2 separate regions of the Homo sapiens genome follow, and region 1 is linked to region 2. The links are chromatin contacts, found by Hi-C in ENCODE. All regions are on one chromosome and are shown on one strand. The core of a region is the stretch at or near the end of the contact, and the rest is flanking DNA. Distances in the headings are between cores, read along the strand shown.

Evidence for each region. Hi-C counts contacts between places; a loop is a spot of excess contacts on that map. Pooled maps may share reads with other maps.
Region 1: a loop to region 2 is called in a pooled map, with 6 times the contacts of the local background. The contact joins two enhancer-like sites. A Hi-C loop is called at or near these places in 5 of 37 single-sample maps with no recorded cell type and 3 of 50 pooled maps.

What each region holds. Positions count from the first base shown.
Region 1 is chrX:20,511,466-20,517,763 of GRCh38, reverse strand. No RefSeq gene overlaps it. Among named protein-coding and RNA genes, the nearest start is that of RPS6KA3, 250 kb to the right of the region's middle. RefSeq lists a silencer at 1,262-1,411 and an enhancer at 2,629-3,828. Within about 2 kb of position 1,448, at least 6 of the 41 ENCODE cell types and tissues checked have a DNase peak (open chromatin) inside an H3K27ac peak, as active enhancers do.
Region 2 is chrX:20,203,196-20,208,789 of GRCh38, reverse strand. It overlaps RPS6KA3 (ribosomal protein S6 kinase A3), which reads left to right. Exons shown (of 22, transcript NM_004586.3): 4 at 4,687-4,768. Among named protein-coding and RNA genes, the nearest start is that of RPS6KA3, 61 kb to the left of the region's middle. Within about 2 kb of position 2,734, at least 3 of the 41 ENCODE cell types and tissues checked have a DNase peak (open chromatin) inside an H3K27ac peak, as active enhancers do.

The DNA of each region.
Region 1 (6,298 bases), core at 199-2,698, 310 kb before region 2:
TTAAATGCTAGCTATTGTTACCAGCTGTGCTCTGACTCAGCCCAGCATTCTTTCTGTATCTCCACCAGGCTGTATAAGACCTCTTGTGAATTTTGATCAGTGTTTTCTTCATCCCTTATGGATACACTCATGGAAATCGATTTTTAGATATTGAACTAAAAAAATAAAGAGCTGATTAGTTACAATTCTCCCTGCTGATACCAGGAGTTTTAATCAAATAAACCAAGTATATCTGTGTACCAAATGTCATCTGTGTACCATGTTCGTGCACAGGACCTAACCAGGTGCTGTTTGTGCTGTCACTGGGTATTTGAAGCCACTGTTTCCTGTGTGTAATCAATAATCGACACTAAAGCTCTGACAAAATGACCATTTTTAGAGTGCCATTAGCTGTCTCCCTGGATATGGCTGTAAATGTAACATAAGTACGTTCTTTATTGCATCAATTTCTTATTGCAGTCATGTTTATCTTCCTGAAGTAAAGCGCTCTGGGAGAAACTGAGTGGGTGGGTATTTTGGCTTGTTTTTCTGCTAAAGGATGATTCTGATGATCTTTTACTATTACCTGAAATTTGCGTGCTATTGCAGAAGCATCCTTCTCAAGGGAAGAACACGGGTACAGTGGAGCTAAAGTGCTTTTTCTGTTGTGTGTACAAATTAGGCAAGAGGTTTATAAACTTGCTTCTTACAGAAAAGTCACCCTGATAATTTTCTTTGTAGTATTTCTGAATATCCTAACCCCTAATTAATCAACATAGACCACCTTTTGCTTGTTTCACATGGAGCACAGAGCTTTCAAATTAGAGCACTGGGAGAAAATTGTTTTTTTTTTTTTTTGGTATATATAAAATTCTAATTGCCATCAGAAGCAAGGTAGCTATATAATTGCCAAAGCCAAAACAATATGTTTCTGAAGATACTTTAATTAGAGTTTGCTTCACATTTTATCTTCTTATGAAATTGAAAATACCAACCACAAAAACTCTGTGGAGAGAGCTTTCTCTGCATTTTGTTGCGTGCTTCAGTAAAGATTCTTGTATATCAGAATTGTAGATTCAATACCAAGAAACATAAACTTGTATTGTTAATTTGGGTGACCATGAGGGACACTGACTTAGTTCAACTAGGAAAAGATCATTAAAAATACTTCAAAGATTTTTATTATCCTGGGTTTCTGATTAAACAAATTATCTATAGAAAAGCCACTGCAGTTAATTTACTGGTTGGAACTTGCATGAAGTTAGGGATTTCAAGATAAACCCATCTCTGGACAAGTAAGCTACTTTCTTTTGTATTACCTAGTGTGTGAGGGTGGGAAGGGAGGGAATGCCATATGAAACCAGCTTCCTCATTGCTCTCTTATGAGTCACATTTACTTGAACACAGCTAATTTTAGTTTCAACCACTGTGACCCTCCTAGAAGTAGTAAGAACCAAATGAGTAAGCATTTGGAGGAAGTGAGTACCTTGCAACCAATGTCATCCAGAGCTCATTATTTTAACATCAACAAAGCCCTCCTCTATAATCAAATTGCCCACATTCTCAGAAATTGTATTTGTGATAAAGTGCATGATCAGCTTGAATTTTTCACCCCTCCCTGTATTACACCCTTTGTTATGTGACTTTGGAGTTTCCTCCATAAAGGCAGAGTGTATTTTGCCACTCCTTGTCTTTGAGCTAAGTTGTGTCACTTCCTTTGGTCAAACGAATGTGGTCAAAAGTGTCAGGGTGCCAGTGTGAAGTTTGCCTGCTTCTTCTTGCCATCCTGTGGCTCTGCCATCTTCTAGGAACATGCCTGGGGTGCAACCCATGAAGCTGAGCCTCCCCAGCAGAGCCCAGCCTAGATCAGCCCATCCCAGCCAACCATAGACTTGTGAGCAATAATAAGTCATTGCTGTTTTAAACCACCAACATTTGAGGTGGTTTGTGATGCAGCAGTAGTTAACTCTCATAATACTGCAACAAGTTATTGACCTGAGCTTTTCTGGGCCAGTGATCTGTAAATACATATAATTCATGGCTGGTCTAGTTTCTATAACGGAAAAGATATTATACAACTATTTTCTCAAGGATAGATTATTTATGTTGCATCAAAAAAATAATTTACCAACTACCTGTTGTGGGCTGGATGCTCTACTGGGTGCTGGTACAGGGGATGGAATATGAAGAAGTCCCGAAAGTCCCAGACATTTGTACATGGCCTTTAGAAACTGAAAAACTTGAACCATGACTGCAAAGACCATTCAAACTAGAGGCTGTAAAAACTTTCTCTTTTCAGAGTTCAGTTTCTTAAAGCCAGGTATTGTAATATCTTGATCTTTATTTGAATCCTGAATCCAGTATAGCAAGCACTCTCTCTTGCCTGATTCAGTAGAGGTTCAGGATGTTCCTCTTGTCTCAATTTTCTATGAAGGTGACTGGTTTAACCTAGGTGTATGACCCAAGGAGGAATGGCAAATTCTCATCAGCCAAGAGCCTCTCAATATGAATAGATGTTAGAGAGAGGTTGGCCTGGTATAGAGTCAGATGATGAGCTAGCAGTAGAACTTGGGGGTGTTCACCATTAAAATAGGCAGAAAGGGAGATCACTGTAGAGAACAGGGCCACTGGGCAGAGGTAGGATGGACTAGAGTATGATAATGAGGAGATCAAGGGGAAAGGAAGATGAAAGGTGGAATTTCAAGCTGGGATCTGAGGCAACAACTGGAATCATTATCAGAGGACCTGTATATTAGTTTGAGTGCTTGTTTGGATGGTTTTTAGCACCAGGTGGGGTTTATCACCTAGTTGGGACTTTCAGCTATGGTGTCTTGGGTGCTCTTTGTTCTGTAATTCTCTGTCTGCAATATCAAGAACCAGGACCATCTAGGGAGGAGAAGACTATTCCTCTAGGTCTGAAGTTGTATTTTTCTCTGCCCAAGGACTCTGATACATTCTGTAGTCATCATGGAAGCCTCATTCAGGGAGAGTTGAGTCCATTGGAAGTTCAGTCCTCTGAGAACCAGAGACATTGTGTGGCAGGTCCCTCTCCTGGGTCCTGGGACTTAGATCCTAGCCCCTGGGCTTGTGCTATGTCACAGCCTTGGCCTCTCTGCCTCCTCCTCATCAACCCACTCAGGGCATTCTGACCCATCCAAACATAAGCAGAAGATGACTCATCAGTGGGCTGCCTATGAATCATGGCTTGGTCCCAATGTGGAAAGGCAGAGTGAATGTAGAGCTGGAAAATTAATGTGAATCAGGATGCATTTGGTGTTGACATTTATATCTTAGTGTAATTTGACTCAATGTTAATCCTCTTTCGAGTTTAATAATGACAGCAGGACATTCAAAGTCACTGTGATTGATGACTTCATTCCTGATTCAGATTCAGCCTGAATGTCCATCATGTTTGGTATTAAACCTCAATTTCAAATTAGCTGCTGGTCCCAATTAATGACTAACTGAACAGATGAGATTCCACAAGTCTTGATGCCAAAAAACTTCAAAATCAGTGCTATCGACCATTTTCTTTTAGAGAGAGAAACAGATCTTCTCATGAGATCAGCCTTCAGAACTGTTGTTAGTTTTAACATATTGACAGTTCTGATTGGTCTCTTTTGTTCTGTTGGTTTGTTGGCTACTTAACCTATTTCTCAACTTGTTCCACAAACAAAACAATAGTTTTAACCTCTGAACAACAAACAACTAAGTAGGCATTTCTTTAAAACAATTTGTTCGAACTCTTTTTGTATTGTGTACCTTCATGAGGATCAGAAGTCATGTCATCATCACCTCATAGTTTATATTTTTAACACATCATGTGTCAAATGATGGTCTAAGTTATTTATTTTGTTGAATTCTCCCAGAAACCCTATTATCATCCCTGTTTTTCAGATGAAGAAGTTTAGTCAGCATTTCAGAGAGCTCTAGTAACTCACCAACAATAATATAGTTATTGAGTCATGGAAGTCACATTTTTAATCCAAGCAAGCTAACTCCAAAGTCTCTGCTCTTAACTTTTATGCTACTAACTTCACCAAATGCAAAAGTCCATATTACCAAGTCTCACTTTCTAGTCAACATTTGAAAATGATATTTAGTACAGGAATAACTTAAAGATAGGCTTTCTTTTAGATTCATTCTAGGAGAGTAAGAATGCTTTACAATACCCTTGAATCAACTTAATTGTTTTCCCCAATATTGATCCTATTGTCACCATTTACTACGACTTGTATCATAACTGCAGTACCTTCAATTTTTATCTTGGTGAATTGAGATTCCTGGGCTAATACTACAACTTAAAAGGCAGGATTTTCCCGTTTTATAAACAATCTTCAACTTTTCTTTCCTAATCTGTCTGCCTTGTGGTTATGTCTAGCAGCCATCAATTAACAGAAATGTCAGTAAGACAAGCTTACCAAAGTGGGGTGGGGGAAGGGGAACCAAAATGAAGAATGTTATGCCAGGAAATACTTTAATGTAGGTGGAGCTCTGCCAACTTGTATTATTATAAGAAAACAAAGAAACTTTATTAATCCAACAGGCATTACACTTTGACTTTTATTTTGATTTTATTTTTGAGCACGCAGTTGAATTCTTTGCACACAGATTTTCCTTATTTTTGTAAGCTACTTGCTTCAAATAAAAGGAAGACTATTTTGGTGGCAAGATATGTATGTCTTTCAATTTGTATTCTTTCATTCTTCTCGAATATCTACAAAATTCTCTTATCTATGGTGTTTGAGAAGCAAAAATGCTACTGAAGCAGAACCAATCCAGTACCATACTTCCTTTGGTTAGGCAAAATTTATTGCAGAAGGAATTGTAATGTTTGCTTCCTAAACTGCCCCAGGAGCAACTAAATCTCCTGAAGTAATTATAAATAATGGACAATTTCATGCATAATTTGCTCCATTATTAGGATTTATTACCAAAAACTAAAAAAAAAAATACAAAAAGAAAGCTCTAAGCAATAACAGTTCACTCATTGAGGGTGCAGACTGACTCTGAATAGCGCAAAAGATGCAGACGACAGAAACTCTAGGCCTAGCACATTTAACCTTTCATGGCCCCTCTCTTCCTCGCCCCAGACTGTCTCCACCCTCCCTCAGCAGGTGCCCACAGGCAGATTGATTGAGTTAATTGAGTGACCACCTGAATATCTAAAGAGAAAAAAGTTACATCCAGTTTACTTATGCACTTTCCTCATCAATTTTTCTCTGCAAGAAAGAATAGCATGTAGAAAGATATATACATTGCCACACTTTAAACACACCCTTAAAATTTTTATTTGCGGTAAATTCAGATCTTGTGTACCTATCTCTCTCATGAAAAATTGCAAACTAAATCTCATCTAAGAAAAAAAAATAAGAGATTGGTTGTTCTAACATTTTATTATAGAAATTTTCCATCTTGCACACAATTGAGAAAATAGTGTAATGAACCCTCCTATACCCATCACTCTGCTTTAACTATCAACGTTTCTATAATCTTGATAATATTTGATAATCTTGGTAATATTTGATAATCTATTCCCCTACTTTTCTGTTATTTCTCACCTGGCACCCAGCTCTTAAATGCACTATTTTTTTTAAATAATTCCTAGACATGTCATTCCAATAAATACTTAAGTGTGTATCTCTAACTGGTAAGGATTATTTTTATATAACAATTACACCATTATCGCACCCGATAAAATCAACAATAACTCCTTAATAGCTTATAATGTTTACTTCATGTTCAAAATTTCTCCATTGTCTCAAAGGAGAAATAATTTGGTCCGATGACTCAGCAGGAAACAGTATTCTCAGAATAATTCGAGGAGCGTTTATGTATAAAGAGACTATTTACAAAAGCATGGGTGGGATGTGGGGGAATCACAGAGAATAGTGCAGTGACACTTGGCTAGTGACAACAGAGCTGTTACCACCCCTAGATGTGAAGGAGTCAGAAGGAGCAGATCAAGGTTGCTGAAACTGGAAGGAAAGAGTCTACAGAGAAGGCCTCCTCCAGAAGAACAGTGTCTTTCCATTGAGGTATCCAGCCAGCCAAAGTGATCACACAGGGAGGAAGCCAGGGGAATCAATACTCAGAGAATCCTCTCTCGCCTCTCTTTCTGATTTCCTGCTGGGGCTTCCCATTGGCCAAATTCAACCAAAAGCCAGAGGGCAAGAAAGCCTGAAGGCACAGTCCATACTGGTCAGCTTCTCAGACTAGGGAGAAGTGTAGAGAGAAAACCTAGAGGAGAAAAAAGAAGATATCTGGCATAGGATCCAACAAGACCTACACATTGCATTTGGTTATTGTGTTTCTTAAG
Region 2 (5,594 bases), core at 1,485-3,984:
CCAGTAACATCGTGTTTGTTTTTAATATCAAAAAATGTTTCCCAAAGCCACCAAGGAAAATTCCTCCAGAAGGCAGGGTCTGCCTCCTCTGTCACCCAGGCTGGAGTACAGTGGCATGATCTCGGCTCACTACAACCTCTGCCTCCCAGGTTCAAGCAATTCTCCAGCCTCAGCCTCCTGAGTAGCTGGGACCAAGGCACACACCACCACGCCCAGCTAATTTTTGTGTTTTTTTTGTAGAGATGGGGTTTCGCCATGTTTCTCAGGCTGGTCTCAAACTCTTGAGCTCAAAGCGATCCACTTGCCTCGGCCTCCCAAAATGCTGGGATTACAGGCGTGAGCAACCACGCCCGGCCGAAGATGCAACATCTTTATCAGTGTTTTTCATGTAGCGCTTGTCTCCCACCACATACATACACACTGCACACCTCAGGGGCACTTCTGTACTCCATTTTGAGAAGTACAGCATCATAATTACTACTGCTTGATCTGTTTAGACCAGGGGTCCCCAACCCCCGGGTGAGCATTGCCGTTTGAGCACCACCTCCTGTCAGATCAGTGGCAGCATTCAATTCTCATAGGAGCACGAACCCTGATGTGAACTGCACATGGGAGGGATCTAGGTTGTGCACTCCTTATGAGAATCCAATGCCTGATGATCTGAGGTGGAACAGTTTCATCCCAAAATCATCTCCCCCTCCCACCGCGCCAGTCTGTGAAAAAACTATCTTCATGAAACCAGTCCCTGGTGCTAAAAAAGGTTGGGGATCACTGGTCTAGATTGTTTCTTGGCAAGAGGAAAATTTGGAGATTGTATTCAACTTTGACGATGCAGTGATTCCTTACCACTTCTCTGTAAGGAAATATTTGAATATATCATGCTTTGCAAGTTTCAGAACAGCACCAGTTTAGCTCTCTTGTGTATTTTAGTGGGGGTATTTAGCAATTCTTGGCTAACATAGGTAATTTGTTACAGTTGTTAACCTCTTTTGAACCCAAAAGGATGCTTTTAATCCAAATAAAGAGTAAGTAGCCATCAGAGCGTAATGGTTGTAAGTTTGGGCTCTAGGTCAGCCGGACTTCAATTCAATTTTTTTTCTTCTATTTATTCACTGTGTGTGCTTGAGCAAGTTACTTAACCTCTTGGATCCCCATTTCCTTCCTCTAGCCAGTCATTAAATATTGAAGTTCTTCAAGGTTCGATTCTAGGCTGCCTTCTTCTCTGTTACTAATACTCTCCTAATTGATTTTCTCTGTGCCTGCTATCTTAATTGTAACTCACATACAGCTGACATAACACATTTATATCTCCAATCTAGATTGCTTCTCCAAGCTCTGAATTCTTATGCACAGCTGCTTACTCTTTTTCTATGTCTTAAAAGCACTTTAAAGTCAACATGTCTGAGACCAAACTCATGATCTTTCCCTAAGCCTCAAACTGTTCTATTTCATTTTTCTCTCATTAAGCAATTTAGAAACTTGGGAAGCGTTCTTGATGTATATTTCTAGTCCCTACCTCCCCTATCCCACTCTGACCTGGCCAGTCTTATCTGTCACCAAGTACTGTAGATTCAGTAAAGATTTCTCAAAGCCTGCCTGCCACCCCTTGAGAATATGCTACCACCTTTCTTCCTGGTCTATTGAAGGAGTCTCCTAACTGGGTCTTTCCAAATGTATTCTTGCCTTGATCCATTATTTACATGATAGCCAGCATGAACTAATCTTTTACTCTACCCCTCCATAACCTTTCAGCGTCCTCTCTTTGCTTTTACGATAAAGATGAATTCTTAAGATGGCTGAGGAGCCTCTCAGTCTGGTCTCTAGCTACCTCTCCAGCATCAGTTTACATACTTTTCACTCTCTGTGTTCTGGTCACATTGGCTGCCTTTGTTGGTCCTTAAGCAGGACCAAGTCCTTAAGCTCCATCCTGCTAGAAAGCCTTTCCATATTTTATTCCTTCTGCCTGAAACACTCTGCTCTACCCCTGCCTCTTCCTCAGCTTGTTAGCTCCTCTTGCACCTGTGATGTCAAGGAAGCTTTCCCTGCATCCTTCCTAGGTTATGTTCCCTGGTTATACCCTCTCAGAACATTACATACGTCATCTTCATGGCACTTGCCACAATTGCAGTTTTTCATTTGTTTAATTATTTGTTAAGTGGCTGTCTCCCCCACTAGACTAAATGTTCCATGAGTGAAGGAAGGGTCATGCCTTGTATCAAGTCTCAGCATTGAACCAGTAGCACAGTGCCTGGCATATAATTCTGGAAAGAATTAATGAGTGTGTAATAGTTCTGACTCCATAGGAGAGTAGTGAGAATTAAATGATAAAAGGCCAAGCATATAATATCTGGTATTAAATTAAATTATCACACCACTCAAACCCAAATAGATGGGTAATTTTTATACATTAGATTTTCAGGGAACACAATATTTAAGTTGTTGGAATTAGCATGCTTCTCCCTTTACGTCTTTAAAAGTAATTTAAATATCATACTATAAATACCAAACATTCAAAATAGGTTGTCTCCTTTCTTACTCATTCTGAAAGGCCACAGTAAGCCAAGGAAACAGGGATGACCTGTCAGAGACTAGAATAGCTTCATGGGGGAGTGAGAAAAGGTCAGAAATGCTCTGGTGGAGGAAGAGATGGCAGCTGGGACCGCTGCTGCTCCTGCTGGGCTTGCCTGGTTACTGGCCAAAGGGAACAGATAAACAGCACCCTGAGCAGAAGCAGAATACTGGGTGACTGACACGGACTCTGTCCCAGTACCTCCACTGTGACACTGGGCAAATTACTTAACCCCCTAAGCCCTAGTTTGGACAGCTATAAAATAGGCATTGCCTAGTAGGTCTGCCTCCCAAAATTGACACGATGATTTATTACAAATGGTTGTGAAAGTATTTTGCAAACTAAGAAGTGCTGGAGTGTTAAGAAGATGCATTCAAAGAACAGTTGAAAGTTTGGAATTCACCAGGAGAATTTTTCTTGCAGAATGGTTAGGGAATCTTAAGGAAGATTAAATATCAAATAAATCCTAATTATCTCTACCTAATCAGATTTTATTTCCGTCAAAAATATTAATAATCTCTGATTACCTTTAATACTTAAACATCATTCCAGAGCTTACATCCACCCTGATTAAGGATGCTTTTCTCTCCCTAGGTTGGCTCCCCACTAACTGGCTGAAAGGAGCTAAAGCGTGGGGCATGGTGAAAGGGGGTGGTGATTATTGGAGAGCAACACACCCTGTATCAGGGTTTCTCCGCGAGTTGTGGTGCTCTTCACTTGATTTGGGATCTTGCCCATTGACTTGGCACAATTTCTCAAAGTGAGAAACTCTGCCTTGTCCTAGAATCAGTTGAATGAATCATTTTTTAATTTTGTGCTAATAGCCTGATGTGCTAATTCAGATGAATGAAAGCTGATCCTAAACTTAATTCTTGATTGTGGTTGCTTCTCTTCTTCCCACCTGTGGAAGCATAAGAACACTGCTACAAAAGAATGGATAGGGAAGAGGAGTTGAAATTCAAATCTATTTGGCATATCTATTTAAAGGTTCAATGGAAATGATCATGAACCTAATGGTCAAAGTGAGTAGAAGAGATGTATTGGTAGTCTTGTATTAGCCATGTTATAGAATGACCATGAGTTATTTAGAACAGGCTTTATTCATTTTGCGCAAATATTTGCAAAGTCAGGATGCCCAATAACATACCTGAGAATTGTGTTCTTCATATTTAGGTGTATGTGATAATTTGACCATAAAAAGGTGGGGAGGTGGGTTCTAACTTAAGTCACATTAAATATTTGTGCACAGGATTCTTCAGTGTAAGTTTTGTTTGTTTGTTTGTTTGTTTTTGCTTTTCATTTTGTTGTTGTTGTTGTTTTGAAACGGAGTCTGGCTCTTGTTGCCCAGGCTGGAGTGCAATGGTACGATCTCGGCTCACTGCAACCTCCACCTCCCGGGTTCAAGTGATTCTCCTGCCTCAGCCTCCCAAGTAGCTGGGATTACAGGTGCCAGCTACCACATCTGGCTAATTTTATATTTTTAGTAGACATGGGATTTCACCATGTTGGTCAGGCTGGTCTCGAACTCCTGACCTCAGGTGATCCACCCGCCTTGGCCTCCCAAAGTGCTGGGATTATAGGGGTGTGCCACCACTCCCAGCCCAATGTAAGTGTTTTAAATTGTTCCGCTGAGCAGTGAGATTTATATGCAGCTTTTGTATACAGAAAAGACCCTCCATCAGTGAATACTTGTATCAACAGGAAATTGTGGTCAAGAAGGAACCGCCGTATAACAATTTTGACGGGCTCAGTAGAATTCTGTTTTGTTAAAAGCAGGACATCATACCACCTGTGTTATACTTTAAACATTTTGGGATTTTTTCCATCTAATTCATACATATGTAGTTTAAAGGGTTTTTTTCTGTCTTAATGTGTTACATGCTCTTTGGGAACTGGCAAACAACAAAATGAAAAAAATGTATTCCCTTATATTGACACCCCAAGTTATAACAAATGTTTATAACTAGTATTTATAATTGATACATTTTAGGGGAAATAATCTACAGTATATCTGAATCTATATTATAATAATAAACTGTATTATAGCAGGGTCTTATTTTAACAAGGATATAGTTTATACTACTTTGTAATATTTATTTTCTCTTACTTAAATGCAGGTTTTCTTAGTTAAAAAAATCTCAGGCTCTGATGCTAGGCAGCTTTATGCCATGAAGGTATTGAAGAAGGCCACACTGAAAGGTAAGTGTTGCTGCTATTTGTAATGTTCATGTAGTCTAAACAAACTGAAAGGTCTCAATAGAGCTCATGGGACTCCTTGGCATGTTATTTACATTCTGAATAGGTTCCTGTTACCAGCTTTAAATTTAGGCTGACTTTTAGTGAATTTTTCCTGCTAGGCTAGGAATCATATAACTAGTGAGAACCAGAGTTGCCACGTTATAAAAGACGTATTATAAATTCATATTGAGTTTTATACAAGTAAACATTTAGAAGATTAAAACTGGGTTTGATTCATCTTCAAATTTATATATTTATTTTAATGTTTTTAAAAACGTACTGATTTACTGGCTGCAAAATAGCTTTTATTCTAAAGGACTTTATGACTTCTGGTCTCCAAGTAAGTTTTTATTCTGAGCCTATGATTTGAAAACCCTAATGCAGGATTTGGCTCTCATAGGTAAAAAGTAGTTAAGAAGAGGCCGGGCGTGGTGGCTCACACCTGTAATCCCAGCACTTTGGGAGGCCGAGGCAGGCGGATCACCTGAGGTTAGAAGTTCGAGATCAGCCTGACCAACATGGAGAAACCCCATCTCTACTAAAAATACAAAAAATTAGCTGGGCGTGGTGGCACATACCTATAATTCCAGCTACTCAGAGGCTGAGGCAAGAGAATCGCTTGAACCCGGGAGGCGGAGGTTGCTGTGAGCCGAGATCGTGGCATTGCACTCCAGCCTGGGCAACAAGAGTGAAACTCCGTCTCAAAAAAAAAAAAAAAAGTAGTTAAGAAGAAATATAGATTTAAAAATACTTAACTCTTCCTTTAATTTAGTGGTATCACTTATTT